2 separate regions of the Mus musculus genome follow, and region 2 is linked to region 1. A link is a loop called in an ENCODE intact Hi-C map of the cell type or tissue named here. Cell type or tissue: heart. All regions are shown on one strand.

Region 1 (8,000 bases):
GGCTCCCACTGTTCCCTTCCTCACCTCTACACCTGCTACCAGTCAGCCATCACCTCCCCAGTCACCTCCTCCAACCCCTCAGTCCCCAATGCAGCCATTGCTGTCCTCTCAGCTCCAAGCCGAACACACGCTGTGAGCCACCACAGCCCAGGAAGCAGGAAAACCAATCGTCTTCTTGACAGGGTGGCATTTGGCCTTGAACAAAATCAGGTCCCCTGGGGTGGAAGTCACAGCCAAGCGCCTTTTTAAGACTTGAGTGGTGGCACTAGCCAGTGTCCCCCATGGCTGGGCAGTTGAGCACCTGCTCTTCACCTGCCCTGGCTATGGCTGTGGCAAGCTGTGAGCCCTCGCCTTGTCTGGGCCAATCTGAGGACTGAACTGACCAGATAGCGGCCCCATCACCCCTACTGCTCCTTGGACCCCTTGGCCCAACCTGTCTGCCTGCACCAGCGTCAGGCCCCACCATCGGGACATCACCCCAGCCTCTGCCAGGGGCAGAGGTAACCCCAAGCAGGGCTGGCCCCTCTAAAGAGGACATTTCCCAGTTTGTCCTTTCTTGTCCATACCTACACACACCTGCAGCGGGGGTCTGGGGAACATGTGGGCTATGGCTCTGCTACCCCGTAGGACACACTGGGTCACTGGCATGGCCCAACAGCACAGCAAGAGGAGAGCTTTGTGCCTATACCCAGTGTGTGGCTTTCCTCCAACCCCTTCCCAGACTTGTGATCCATTCCCTGCAGCAAAGGAACACTGGAAGAAAGATGGAGCTCCTCCACAGAGACAGAAAGAAACCACAGCAAGAAAACAGACCTCAAGTTTCCACTCTGACCTGCCAGGTGGCCACTGGGTAAACAAGTCCTTTTGTCTATGTATGACAGCAAAGCAAGGACACCTGGGCAGTAACTGCAACCACAGCCCCCTCCCCCCACTCCCTAAGAACACAGCCCTTGGAAGGATTGTTAGCATGGCCCCCACCCCTCCTGCCAACCAGCACACTACATACACTACTATAGAAACACTACAGGTGTGTGCACACAGCACTCAGGTTGGCATGTTTGGTGTTGAAATGGGGTCATTTCATTCCATGTTATGAATGCAACCAGAAAGGGTGTCTGGGATATGAGCAGATGTGGCATCTTCCAGAAATGATCATCTGGTTATGGAATGAAGGGACCTGTTCTCAAGCAAAGGTCATCACAGTGACCCAACCCAGACACTTCCCCAGCAGCCTCCCCATACTCTGCTCCTGATGTGGCAACCCTTGTCGGCTCCTGCCTTTGCCCCCCACTTTAATCTAAGCACTGGGCCATGAAATCTGACACTAAGGTACCCTGAGCATAGGAGGGGCATGGGTCGCACCATTGCACTTTAGAAATAACACGGAGTGTTCCCAAGGGCCTCAGGTGGACTGCCACCCTGCCTTTATCTCTGTAGGATAAGAGGAGGATGACTGGCCTCTGGCCCAGGTCCTGGCTGTCTCCCTATCTCTAATACTTGGCAACATAAGGTGCTTGCAAACACTAAGGCTGCCCCCTGCAAAGTAAACTCCAAGACAAACCAAACCCAAGGTACAAATGTGTTACACATAAATGTTTTCCTTCCTGGGGGTCTGTGTTGGATGTTGTGGGCCTGGAGTCAATAGGAACATACAATGTGTGTAGTGTCCGCTAAGGTTGCAGTTGGTCCCCTGCCCTGACTTCATGCCCCAAGCCTCAGCTATTGGAATGGCTTCCATTCAGTAGCTTCTGTGTTGGTCCTTTGTAGAGATGGAAGTGGAGCCATCCTGCTGTGAACAGTTATGAACCAGGGGAGGCTGCTGCATGTGCCTATTATGTTGGCAGTGGGTGGCAGGCAGAGGCAGGCACGCGATTAGTAGAGCCCTGCTTGGGCCTCACTTTGTGGACACCAGGCTGGTGCACCTCCCTTTTCAGGCACTCTGAGTGTCCTTCCCACCCATGACAAGGCAACCACAGAAGTCAGAACAATCAGGCTTGAGTGGGTGGCCAGGTCAGCTACTGCCCTTCCCAGAAAGCCCTGGAGGTGACCATAGCCTGTCACCACCCAACATCACCACGGGCTGGGTTTTGTGTTTCACATTGGGTAGTATGCATTCTGTCTGCACTGTCCCACCTTCTCATCTCTACCTTTTAAGGGATATGGAAAGGTCTGGAGCTCTGTCTGACCCCACACTCTCCATTTTCCCCAGCCAAGGCAGACAGCAGCACTAGCAGACGGTCTTAGAACCTTCACACTGTCTCTACCACTACATGGAATGACATAAAAGCAACTTGTAGGCCAGAGGGGTGGGGTGAACCCTTCTGTGGTCTGTACCCCTGGTCTAGTGGGAGGAATCCCTGAAGACCTGCATCCCCTAAGTGAGGACCCTACAGGGTACCTTGTGCTCTGCCCCCAGACCCATAGCCTTAGCAGTGGGCCAACTACAATCCTCATCTCCTAAAGTCATCTACAGATGGCAGGTGGAAGAAAGTGGTTCTCCATTCCACATCCACTGCCAGTGTGCATGGGGAGGGCAGGGGATGGACTGGGTCACTCTAGGACTGCAGCAGCCAGGGACACTGTAGAGAGGCTAAGGCTAGAGGCACTATTACCCAACCATGAAGCCACCCAAGTAGTGGAGCCAGGACATAAGTTATTGTTCACATTAAAGAATCATGTTCCCTGTGTACATTTTAAGCAAAGGAAAAGTCTTGGGATTGTATGGGAATAAAACTTGTTTGAAAATTTGGAATAGTGCTGCTGTCAGCTTATTTTTCTGGTACTTGTATTTTCTATGTTAAATGATCTTTATATGTGTTGGATTAACAAATATTTTGAGTTTCCTGAAAACAAACAGAAACATTAATGGTATTGAAGTGTGTTAGTAGTCTGGCCGTGTGCCCAAACTTATGTTTCGCAGCAAAAGTGGAAACCTGTCTGTAAAGCAAGTGTAACGATGATTTCCTGTATCATGGGGGCTCAAACCAGGACCTCTCTAGTTGCTGTTAGGAATGTCTGCTTCATTTCCAAGCTTTTTTTTTTTTTTTTTTTTTTTTTTAAATACGTCATGGGTTTCTGAGGCTCCAGCCTGTTTAGTGCATGGGCAGCCATCCTGGCAGCCAAGACATCTCTGACAGAAGTGTTTTTGTTTGGTTTTGTTTTTTAAGATTATGTATTTGCTACAAAGTATTGTACTTGTCTCAATGGGAATGGTGTTAAAAAAGAAAAAAAGACAGAAAAGGCCTTATGTGATATGTATCATAGTTAATAAATCAATCTTGTAAAAAAAAAAACCATAAATAAAAACAGGCCTGAGAGAAATGAAGGGCCGCAGTCTCCACAGCAGCCTGGGGCCAAGTGGGGACAGTCCTACCCCTCATCCTCTGCAGCCGTGTTGAGAGGACAGAAGTCGGAGAACTGCAGATGGCCAGAAGCTTTGGAAAGTTGTAAGAAGTGAGAAGGCTAGCCACCTAAAGAAGCCACAGCAAAAACATTTCCACCACCCCTGAAAATACTGAAAGAGTAACTGTGGTGCACACATGTAGTCCTAGGACCAGGTGTGCTGAGACAGCTGGTTTTAAACATCTGTGTAAGGAAGTTTGAGTGGTTGTGAGTGTGGGCACATGGCTATCACGAAGGCCCATCAAAGAACACCTTGGTGAAGTAGGATCATCCCATCATCTGGATCCCAGATGGTGGCAAGTGCTCTTTCCTCTGCCTCCATTCCAGTGCTCTAGAATACTGTAACTCAGGCCTGCTGAGATTCTGATGGATCCCCACATGCACGCTTAACCTGACCTCCCTTGACCCTTCCTTCCCTATGGCAGGGGCCTAGAAGTTCCTCATACAGGATGTCTATCACAGCACCACCATGGATGGGGAAAAAACTCCAGGCAGCCTCAAACTTCAAGCCTACCTACCTACCTCCTCCTCCTCCACCTCCTCCTGAGTTTTGTTTTGTTTTGTTTTGCTTCAGGTTTCTCCATGTAACCCTGGCTGGCCTCCTATGTGTGAGTTAGAGGCAGTTGTGAGCCGCCCAATAAACCGAACTTGGGTCCTCTGCAAAAGCAGCAAGCTCTCAATCTCTGAGCCATCTCTCCATCCCCTATTCAGTTTTTTGTGGTTTTTTGTTTGTTTTTTGAAACATAGTTTTATATGAATGTGTTTTTGTGGGTAAATGCAGTGCCTGTGGAGGCCAGCAGAGGGCATAGGATCTCCTGGAACAGGGGTTACTAGTTGTGAGCTGGGAAGAGAATTCTGGTCCTCTATATAAACAGCATGCACCTTTAGCCACTAAGCCAACTCCACCCCAAGATGGTACTAATGTATAGCCCAGAGTGTTCCTATACTTGGTACAATCCTGAATCAGCTTCCTGAGTGCTGAGATTACAGGTGTAAGCTACCACTCACATGAGTCTAGAGTTCTAGTGGGCACATCTGTGACTCTCCTATGCCCAGCCAGAATGTCGTCACCTGATTCTAGGCTGGTGCAGTGGCACGTTGGGTAAAAGTACTTGCCACCAATTCCTGAGGACTTGATCCCTGGGACCTCCACAGTTGTCCTTTTGTTTTTATTGTTTAGTCTGGAGGAGCCCTCAATATGTAGCTGAGGCTAGCCTTGAACTGATTCTCCTGCCTCCAACTTCCCAGGTAATAGGGTTGCAGATAGGCTACTCCCCACCCCATGACTAGGAAGCTCTGAAGTGTACTTAACTTGGCATTAGATTGTCTCCACTCATTTAATTCAGAATCCCAGAGCATGTGCTCTGTGCCGGGCTCCAGGAAGCACAGCCACAGGCACAGCTCTGCCTGCCCAGAGCCCACTTCTCAGTGGAATTATCAGATGCTGTCACAGCTGTGTGACCAGTGGGTCGCTCTTTAAGCTCTCCCTGAGGAAGTGACTCAGTTAACAGCATATACTGCTCTTGCAGGGATCTGAATTCCGTTACCAGCACCTACACAGGCTAACTACTGATTGCAACGCTTCTGTCCTCCATCAATCCCTGTACTTATATGTACATGCACCTAATAGTAAATCCATGAAAGGCAGCCAAACCTGGTGTTACAGGCCAATCATAGTAGCTACTCAGGCTAAGGCAGGAGAATTTCCCTTTTCAGGCCTGCTTGAGCCACCAAGGAATTAAAGGTTTAGCAAGATTATCTCACAAAACGTAAAGGGAGGTGGGTGTGGATCAGTGGTAGAGTTTGCCTAGCATGCACAGGCAGAAGGCTATGTGTTCGGTCCTCAGGGCAAAAAGGGACAAAATATTAAGCCAAGTGTGCCTATAGTCTATAGGCATGCCTATAGTCCCCACAATCAAAACCTGAGGTGGGTGGGGTGCAGGACAGAGAGATGGCTCAGCAGTTAAGAACACTGGTCTTCCAGAGGATCTGGGCCCAATTCCCAGCACCCACACATATGGCAGCTCAAAATCGTAACTCCAAGATCTGACACCCTCACACAGAAGGCAGGCAAAACACCAATGCATGTAAAATGAGCACACGTTTTTAAAAAGCTGAGGCAGGTGGATTATGAGTTTAAGGTACACTTTGAGACCTCATCTCAAAATCACTAAAAAACATCAATAATGAGAGAGACAGTCCAAGCCAGAAAAGATTTGAGTGAATCCTAGCCTGGGCGCTGAGTCAGTTGGATTAGCACACTGCGAGAATGTGAACATGAGAAGGAGAGGTGGGGGTTGGCACATCTTAGAACTCCAGACAACAGAGTCAGTTGAATGTTGAGTGCACCTGTGAGAACCAAAGCTGGACATGCCAGAATTGGCATCAAAACAACACCTGCAGAGAGAATGCACTGCCTTGTTCCATGTGGCCACCAGGGGTCAGCAGAACACCATCCTGCCCTGCTGCATACAAAAGTTGAGATTGGGAAGAAAGCACCCTAGGGCTGGGGAGTGTGGGGGAGCGGCTAGGGAGAGACTTGTTCTGAAAACTGGGCCCTAGAATCAAAGTGTCTCACATGGCATACTACATCATTCTCAGTTGGTTAATTCATCCACCAACCTCATCTACCAAGTCCATTCATTTATTCTGCCACTGTTACAGAGGTGAGGGAACAAGCCCCACTGAGCTTTATAAACTAAGAACTTAATTCAGGCCAGGTGCAGTGCGGGGTGCCAGACATCTGTAATCTTGACACTGGGGAGCCTAAGTTGTTAAGACTGGCTTAAGTTACACAAGACCTTGTCTCAAGAGGGGAAAGGCAACATGGGGCTGGAAGGCTGTTCTTGTGAAGGACCTGGGTTCGATCACCAGCACCCACATAGGGTCTCTCAACCATCTGTAATTCCAGTTCCAGGGGATCTGATGTCCTCTTCTGGCCTCCGTGAGCACCAAGCCCCAAAACTTAAATGCAGAAAAAGTATATAAAAGTAAGATAATTTTGAAAAATTGCAACAAAGACTGATAACCTGAATTCAATCCATAGGACCTACATAGGAGATGAGAATGGACTCTGTCTGATCTCTACACACAATAAGCAAATAACTAATAAGGGCTGGAAAGACGGCTTAGAGGTAAAGAAGTACTTGCTGGTTTTCCAGAGGTCCTGAGAGGTTCCCAGCACCCATGTTGTGACCTCACTTCACCTACAGGGGATCTCATGCTGCCTTCTGGCCTCCAAAGGCATTGCACATACCATAAAGTTTAATACATAAATTAAAAAAAATAAAAATGGGCTGGTGAGATGGCTCAGTGGGTAAGAGCACCCGACTGCTCTTCTGAAGGTCCAGAGTTCAAATCCCAGCAACCACATGGTGGTTCACAACCATCTGTAATGAGATCTGGCACTCCCTCTTCTGGAGTGTCTGAAAACAGCTACAGTGTACTTACATATAATAAATAAATAAATCAAAAAAATAAAATAAAAATAAAAATAATCCTTGAATCTGCAAATGTGATTCAGCAGTATAGAAAACTGGCTGCTCTTCTAGAGGACCCAGGTTGGATTCTTAGCACCCACATGGTGGCTCACAAAATTTGTAACTCTTTTTTTTTTTCATTTTTTATTAGATAGTAGATTTATAAAAATTAATAAATTCGTTGGGCAGTGGTGGCACATACATTTAATTCTAGCACTCCGGAGGCAGAGGCAGACAGATCTCTGAATTCGAGGCCAGCCTAGTTTACATAGTCAGATCTAGGACAGCCAAGGCTACACAAAGAAAACCCTGTCTCAAAAACAAACAAGCAAATAAACCTATCAATAAATTCGACTGTGGTAACCTACAACTGCAATTCCGAGAGGCAGAGGCAGGTAGATCTCTATCAAGGCCGGCCAAGGTTACATGGTGAGATCCTGTCTGAAAACAAGAAATAATTGTAAGTGTAAGGGCTGGTGTGTCACTTGGATGCTAGAGAGCTTGCTGGTGTGCAGGAAGCCCTGGGGTTGAGCCTCAGCACCGAATACAAGTAGAGAACATCTAATCCCGGCAGTGTTTGCCATGCACAGAGCTCATGCACAAAGCCAAATGCAATGGCCACACATCTCTAATCCAGCAATCCTACTTTGAGAATCGAGGCAGAGACGGAATCGCCACGAAGCTCAGGGGCTAGCTTGCCTGGTATACCACGCGTGGCACAAACAAGCCCCTTAGCAGTCCTCTGACCATTGGGTGCCCCCTGGCAATCCCAGACAGAACTTCAGCTCCACTACCCAGCAAGTTTTCAAGTCTTGCAAGTTTTCACCAGCTCCCCCTCCCCACCCCTCCTGTTTCTGCCATACCCAGCGCCAAGTTGCCAGCCAATCCCACCAGTGATAGCTTAGAAATACCACATGAGTCTAACAGACTTGGTGGCATTCGCCCTTTATCTCAGCATGGAAGGATATCTGTGAGTATGAGAGCAGCTTGGAATATACCGAGTTCCTGGCCAGTCAGGGCTACATAGGGAGACCCAAACTCCGAAAGAGAGAAGGCTGGGGAAGGGATGAGGGATTCCGTGGCCTTTCAGGCTATCTCCCACCCTGTTCTTTCCCTAGT
Region 2 (8,000 bases), 200 kb after region 1:
CCTTCCTGTGCCACATAGCAAAACTTTCTCAAAAATAGAACGGCGGCGACACCCTCCCCCCAACACACACAATGGACTTCTGGAGTCATAAAAACAAGGACATCACCAGGCATGGTACCTCATGCCTTCATTTCAACCCTTGGGAGGCAAAAGCAGTGACAAGAGGATCTCTGTTAAGTTCCACGCCAGCACGGTCTGTGCAGAGAGAGGGAGGTAGAGGCAGGAGGGTCATGAGTTCAAGGTTATCTCTGGGTACATAGTAAGTTTTTAGGCCAGCCAGACTTGCATTTTGAGAACCCTTCTCAAAACCTAAAACAACACAAGGAGAAAAAAAAAAAAAAAAAAAAAAAAAGTCAAGGCCATGAGCCAGAAATGATGGTGCACACCAGTGTCCCAGTACTTGGACGGTGGAGGCAGGAGGACCAGAGATTCAAGACCAGCATGGGCTTTGTAGGAAGTTCAAGGATAACCTGAGCTACAAAATAAGTAAATAAGTATACAATCCCTTCTCCACAGGGACTACTAGCCCCAAGAGACAAGGTCTGGAGTCCCCTTCCAAAGGGAGCCAGACTGGGGATGAGGCTCAGTTCACAGAGGGCTTGCCAGGTGTTTGTTTGTTGGTTGGTTGATTGGTTTTTCGAGACAGGGTTTCTCTGTGTAGCCCTGGCTGTTCTGGAACTCACTCTGTAGACCAGGCTGGCCTCGAACTCAGAAATCCGCCTGCCTCTGCCTCCGGAGTGCTGGGATTAAAGGCGTGCGCCACCATGCCCGGCTTTGCCAGCTGTTTGTGAGTCTGAGCTCCACCCACAGCACTCTATAAAGCTGGGTAGAGTGGTCCATACCTGTCATACCAAAAATCGGGAGGTAGAGGCAGGACAGTCATGAGTTCAAGGTTACCTCTGGCTATACAGTATGTTTTTGAGGCCAGCTTGAATTATATGAGACCTTATTTAAAACGAAACAAACCAAACTGGGTCCGTATATTCGTGAAAGGTCAGGCAGGCAGGCATGTCTGAATGGTCTTTTGAAAATGAAGACCCACATCTCACCGCACAGGACATAGGAACTGGGGTTCTTGGGAAACAGACCCTCCGATGTCTTGGGGGAACTCCCAGCCTCATTCAGCATATTGGTGCTGATAGACATGTCCCCCTCCCACCCCCATAAGTCATTAGACTTCAGGTGTCTGGTTCATCCATGTGGTCACATGCCCATCCTTGAGGCACAGACCTGTACTCTTTTCTCTCCTGTAAGCACTTGTTCCCCGGGGTACAGCTTGGTGATCTCCCAGAACCAAGGGGAACCTGACATTGCATTTATTGTGTCCTCCTTAGCACTCAATCTATCCCAGGCCTCAGTCAGAGAGAACGGATCAAGCCCTTAGCATGAATGTGGGGAGCACCTGGGGGGTGCTTCATACTTTAGGACTGAGTAGATAAGGGGATTCATGCCTGTAACACCCAGGAGGGTGAGGCAGGAGGATTGCCAAGAGTTCCAGGTTGGACTGGGCTGCAGAGTGAGAGCCTGTTTTCATAAAAACACAAGCAAGCAGAGCCCAGTTATACATGTCTGTATTCATTCCCAGCTACTTGAAAAGCTGAGGCAGGAGAATAGAAAATTTATGGTTTATGTGTGTATGGACTTCAGAGTAACTTCAAGGCCAGCCTGGGTGATTTAGTGACAGTTCTGTCCTTAGGGGGTAACTGTCTAAAAGTTAAAAAAAAAAAAAAAATTAAAAAATAGTGTGGATGTTGCTCAGTGAAGGATTCCTAGCCTAAGTGTGGGTGAGGCTCTAGGCTGCATCCCCAGCACTGCAAACAAACAAACAAACCCAACACCAAACACAAAGCAGCAAGTGAGCATTAACAAAAAGACCTCAAGCCTAAAAGATCCAGAAGTCTGCTACCACCGATCCAGGGCTGGAAGCCCCCAGTCTCCGGGGACACTGATACGCACTCTTAAGTCACTTTAGAGAGGCCCAGATTCCTTAGTCCCCACCCCAGGGACATCGAAGGCGCCGAGCCTTCAGCTCCAGACCCCAGCTCTAGTCCTCGGCGGAGCTCAGGTGCGGCCCGCCCCTTCCCTGGTACCTGGGGGGGAGGGGGCGGAGACTAGGATTACTCAGCCTCCAGAATGAGGCGATGACATCATCCTGGGGGGGGTGACTAATGGCCGCACGAGGGGGAGGCGGGGAAGTTTACCCGGTAACAGCGGCAGCCGCTTGGCCCCGCCCCCAGGAAGTGCAGGAAGGGGGAGGAACTGCACCCAAATACACAAACACAAGTCCTCCCTGCATCCCTCCCCCCAGCATCCCACGTGCACTTAGCTTCCATGGACCAGAGCAGGAATGATATGTGTGTTTATATGAGTGACAATTTCCTCTAGGCGTGTGGCCAGAGTGTTAGGGAGTTGTTCTATGAAAGTGATCGTGTCAGGGGGCTAGTGTGTCAGTGTGATGGTCCCTGTCAGCACGCTAAGTATGGTGATATGTGCGTGTCAGGCTGTTGCAACAAATAGTTGAGTCCTTGGGCTATTATAAGAGTCCTTGGGATGCTTTTCTGTGAAAAGTGTGCAGATATAAGCAGTAGGCTGGCATGTGTCAATGCTATGGCTCCTGTGTGGGGTTATTTGTGTGACACTGGGATTGTGTCACAGCCATGGAGGTGTGTGTGGATGTGTTGTATTTCTGTACTGATGTCAGTGTGTCTCTCTGATGGTGTCTGCCACGCCAAGCACCAGTAGTACTGTGTGCATATCATAGTAATGGGTGTGTTTACATGCCCCACACTGCCACCAAGCATACACATTATCTATACAATGCCATGTGTCATTGTGAGTATGTCACTGTGGTTGTGTCTGAAGATTGGGTTGCCTGTCCCTGGGACTGTGCACACATCAGTGACATTATGCTGATTATAAATCTCCCTCGAGTGTGGTTGTGAAGTGTGTGTGTGGGCTTATGGTTGTGCCACTGTCACTTGTGACAAGGCCATTGTGTGTCAGTGTAGTGGTATGTGTGAACTGTGCATTGCTTTACTGACTTCAAAAAGATGTGTAGTGCTTCCCGGGGCTGTGTGTGTCTGTGTCTTGGGATTGTGTATGCCTCTAGGTGTGTGTGTGTGTGTGCGTGTGTGTGAGTGCCTGTGTGTGTGTGTGTGTGTGTATGTTAGTGGGTCTATGTATGTTTGTGTATATATTCATCTATGGTGTGCATGTATACATATACATGTGTATATGCGTGTGCATAGGTATATGTGTGTGCACATGTAAGTTTATATGCGTGTATATGTGTGAACATTTGTGCATATGTGTGAATATTTGTGTATATCTGTGCTGTGTGTACACGTGTGTGAATGTGTTTCTGTATGCGAATGCAGATAAGGGTGCATGCGTGTGTATGAATGTGCGTACATGTGGGTGTGGGACGGTCTCCGTGTGTGTGTTGCCGTGTAGAAGAACTCCGCGTGTCCGCGGGACAGTGGTGGCGCGCGCCACCGGGCCTGTGTCAGCGGCTTCCTGGGTGTGGGAAGGTGCGCGTGTCTCCAGGCCTCCTGCCCGAGAACAGCTGCGCCGCTCTCTGATTGGCTGCAGCCTCGCCAGTCAGAAGCTCCGGAATCCTGCGGTAATTTGGTAACTTGGTAACTGGCCCGCGCCGCCGCGGGGCTGGGGGGCTGGGCGGGCCCACGACGCGCCCCATCCCGCAGGGCTGGTCCCTACGGTCCCCACCGCGCCCATAGCCTGTCCTGCCTCAGCATCCTTGCCACTTGCTTGGTTCCTGTTGCCGGGGTCTCTTCCTTTTATTGTCTCTCGTGTCCCACCTCTCTTCCATCTGTTTTGACTTGAACCTGCTTTCTGTCTCTCCAACGTCCGCCTCAATTTCTGTCTTTGTCGCTCACAAAAGTCTTTCTCATTCATGTCTCTCCTTTCCTTCCTCCCCACCTCTCTTTCTCTCCATCCCACCGCTAGGCTCCGAATTCACTTTCTTTTTTATTTTGCAAGAAACACCCACTTTGTCCTCGACCCTCCCCTCAGGCCCAGGGTTCTGGCAGCAGGCCCCATACAAGGCAGACTTCAGGAAGGACTTCCCGCCCTGGTTCCAAACCAGAGCGTTATCGCTCGGGCCAGGCGGAGGCCGGGCCGCCCCGTGGCTTCCGGAGGCGCCCGGGCGGGATGAGCTCACTGCAAGTTGGCTAGGATTTCATCAGCTTCCTCTGCCTGAGTTGCCCCCGCGCTGGTCCTGCGCCGCCAATCCATCGTGCGCTTGCTGCCCCCTAACGGCCAAAGATGAAAGCGCAGGGTTCTCAGACCACGCAGAGGAACCTGAAGTTCTCACAGCAACTCCAGGACTTAGACCTGGTTCTGCAGTTCTGGAGCTCGAACCCAGGGCCACTGAGATGAACTACGGACCCTGAATTGACTGTGTATATGGTTGAGGGTTTCTGTGTATGTGTGTGTGCGCGCGCTTTTGCAAATGTATTCAGGACTTCACACATCCTAAGTTCTTATACATTTAATTATATCCCCAGCCCATTAAAAACTTAAAAAAAAAAAAATTGTGTGTAAGGGCTGGAGAGATTGCTCAGTGGTTAAGAGCTCTGGCTTATCTTTCAGAGTTGTTGTCCCAGGATCCACAAGGCGGGCTTCATTTTAAACTCCAGTCCTATGGTATCTGATGCCCCTTTCTGGCTGCTGTCGGCACTGCACACATGGTATATATTGTAGGGAAAAATATTGCACAGACAGAAAATAATAAATGCTCTTAAAAAAAAAAAAGGTGGTTCATGCCTTTGTCCCAGCACTAGGGAGGCAGAAGCAGGTGGATCTCTGAGTTCGAGGCCAGCCTGGTCTACAGAGTGAGTTCCAGGACAGCCAGGGTTACACAGAGAAACCCTGTCTCATCAAGAAAAACCTAAATAAATAAATAAATAAATAAATAAATAAATAAATAAATGTGTGTATCTATGTCTCTGTGCATATGACCAGGAGATGGGGTTACATTCCCTGGGGTTGGAGTTACAGGCCATAGTGAGCTGCTCGTTGTAGGTGGTGGGAGCCAAATTCTCAGGTCCCAACCCAGGAGCCATTCCTCCAGCCCATTCTCAGCTTATTTGTACTTTTTTGTTTACTGGCAGGGTCTTTTTTTGTTTTTGTTTTTGTTTTTTCGAGACAGCATTTCTCTGTATAGCCCTGGCAGTCCTGGCACTCACTCTGTAGACCAGGCTGGCCTCGAACTCAGAAATCCACCTGCCTCTGCCTCCCAAGTGCTGGGATTAAAGGCTTGCGCCACCTCGCCCGGCTTCAGGGTCTTCTTCTTAAGCTGCCTTTGAGCTCACTCAGTATCGCCTGCTTGCCGTGTGGGACTGAGCAACTGCTAGATCCTTGTACTTCCATTCACAGCTACTACTGACCATTGTTGGGAATTGGACTGCAGACTGTAAGTCATCAATAAACTCCTTTACTATGTAGAGACTATCCATAAGTTCTGTGACTCTAGAGAACCCTGACTAAACAGAAGTTGGTACCAGGAGTGGGGGTATTGCTGTGATAGGCCTGACCATGCTTTTATTTGAAAGAATGTGGATTTTGGGACTTTGGATTTGGAAAGCAGTGGAATGCTTTAAATGTGGCTTAATGGGTCATCCTAGTAGGAATATGGAGTAATTTGAACTGTGTTTAAACTGTGTTGGCCTAAGAGATTTCAAAAGAGAAGAATTTCAGTATGTGGCATAAAGAGTGTTTTTGTGGTATTTTGGTGAAGAATGTGGCTACTTTTTGCCCTTGTCTGAAAAGACTGCTTGAGGCTAAAGTGAAGAGACTTGGACTAATTGCATTAATTGCATTGACAAAGGAAGTTTCAAAAATGCCCAGCAGAGACTTTGTTCTCTGGTTAAGTCTTATGAAGAGAAATTTGAACAAGCATAACAAGCATAGAAAGGAAAAATATAAAATATATGGTTGGAGTATTAAAGGCATACCAAGAAGTGAAATGGAGCAAAATCCTGTGTTCTAGGAGAAATGTTGTTTTTTTTTTTTTTTTTTTTCTAAGACTTGCCTTGGTCATGGTGTCTGTTCACAGCAGTAAAGCCCTAACTAATACACTGACCTTGAAGTTTCAATCCTCTTGCCTCAGCTTCTCCAGTTTCTCGGACCCCAGTACTACCTTGCCCCGATCTGCTCTGTTTTTGTTTTTGTTTTTCAAGACAGGGTTTCTCTGTATAGCCCTGGCTGTTCTGGAACTCACTCTGTAGACCAGGCTGGCCTCGAACTCAGAAATCCACCTGCCTCTGCCTCCTGAGTGCTGGGATTAAAGGCGTGTGCCACCACTGCCCGGCTGACTTTTTTTTTTTTTTAAAGATTTATTTATTATTATATGTAAGTACACTGTAGCTGTCTTCAGACACACCAGAAGAGGGAGTCAGATCTTGTTATGGATGGTTGTGAGCCACCATGTGGTTGCAGGGATTTGAACTCTGGACCTTCGGAAGAGCAGTCGGGTGCTCTTACCCACTGAGCCATCTCACCAGCCCTGACTTTTTATATATAACTTTCAACCATGCCTTTAAATTTGGTATAAGTTCCAGGCTCCAGGAAGTCTGCTTGGATCTGCTGTAGGTCATTTTACTGTCAAATAAACGATCCAGAAATTTGTGTGTTTGGAAGCAATAATGATGGTGCATACCTATTGAGAACCTATAGTTTGCTTTACCTTTAATTTGTATCTATCCATTTATTTATTGAGACAGGGTCTCACTATGTAGCCCTGGCTGGCCTGGAACACTCTGGGTTAAAAAGACTGGCCTCAAACTCACAGAAGTCTGCCTGCCTCTGCTTCACCAGTGTTGGCATTATAGGTGTTTGCTACTACACCCTGCCTATGTGCTCTTTGCAGCAAACTTACAGATTGTTTACTGCAAAACATGTGTGGCTAATAAAAACATTGCATATTTCAGATACTTAAATGAGAAAAAGGTGAATATTCTTGACATAAAGAAATGATAAGGGGGCTGGTGAGATGGCTCAGTGAGTAAGAGCACCCGACTGCTCTTCCAAAGGTCCAGAGTTCAAATCCCAGCAACCACATGGTGGCTCACAACCATCCGTAACGAGATCTGACGCCCTCTTCTGGTGTGTCTGAAAACAGCTACAGTGTACTTACTTACATATAATAAATAAATAAAATCTTTAAAAAAAAAAAAAAAAAAGAAATGATAAAAGCCGGGCATGGTGGCACACGCCTTTAATCCCAGCACTCAGGAGGCAGAGGCAGGCGGATTTCTGAGTTAGAGGCCAACCTGGTCTACAAAGTGAGTTCCAGGACAGCCAGGGCTATACAAAGGGCTGAGATGGCTCAGTGGGTAAGAGCACCCGACTGCTTTTCCATGGTGGCTCACAACCACCTGTAATGAAACCTGACTCCCTCTTTTGGAGTGTCTGAAGACAGCTACAGTGTACATTACATGTAATAAATAAATAAATAAATAAATAAATCTTGGGGGGAAAAAGGGGGGGCTGCAGAGATGGCTCAGTGGTTAAAAGCACTGACTGCTCTTCCGAAGGTCCTGAGTTCAAATCCCAGCAACCACATGGTGGCTCACAACCATCTGTAATGAGATCTGACGCCCTCTTCAGGTGCATCTGAAGACAGCTACAGTGTACTTAGATATAATAATAAATAAATCTTTTTTTTTTTTTTTAAAGAAAGAAATGATAAATGTAGCCAGGTGACTGTGGCACATGCCTTTAGTCCCAGCACTCCAGAGGCGGAGGCATGTGAATCTTCAAGCTCAAGGCCAGCCTGTCTACAGAGTGTGTTCCAGGACAGCCAGGGGCTACATCGAGAAACCCTGTATCAAAAACCAAAACCAAACCAAAACAGAACAAAACAAAAGAGAAACAAGTGTTTCAGGTGAGGGAGACTATGTCAGTTCCTGGGATCTGATCATTGCACATTTTTTATATGTATCAAAATATTACACAGTTATGTGTCAACTAAAATAAAA

Evidence for each region. Hi-C counts contacts between places; a loop is a spot of excess contacts. Peaks named below come from ENCODE experiments on the same cell type or tissue, not always from the same donor. Only the 100,000 strongest peaks of a DNase experiment are listed, where the experiment ranks them.
Region 2: it touches region 1 in a loop (2.4-fold over the local background); 2 of 42 quality-filtered maps call a loop at or near these places.

The regions. Positions count from the first base shown.
Region 1 is chr7:16,489,789-16,497,788 of GRCm38, reverse strand. It overlaps Arhgap35 (Rho GTPase activating protein 35), which reads left to right. Exons shown (of 7, transcript NM_172739.4): 7 at 1-3,316. The coding sequence ends at 136. Among named protein-coding and RNA genes, the nearest start is that of Npas1, 17 kb to the right of the region's middle. In heart, CTCF peaks have their summits at 4,192 (motif pointing right) and 7,647; a DNase peak (open chromatin) is centred at 7,648.
Region 2 is chr7:16,291,206-16,299,205 of GRCm38, reverse strand. No RefSeq gene overlaps it. Among named protein-coding and RNA genes, the nearest start is that of Ccdc9, 8.4 kb to the right of the region's middle. In heart, CTCF peaks have their summits at 2,261 and 4,274 (motif pointing left); DNase peaks (open chromatin) are centred at 2,235, 3,625 and 4,165; H3K4me3 peaks cover 2,595 bases; H3K27ac peaks cover 3,325 bases.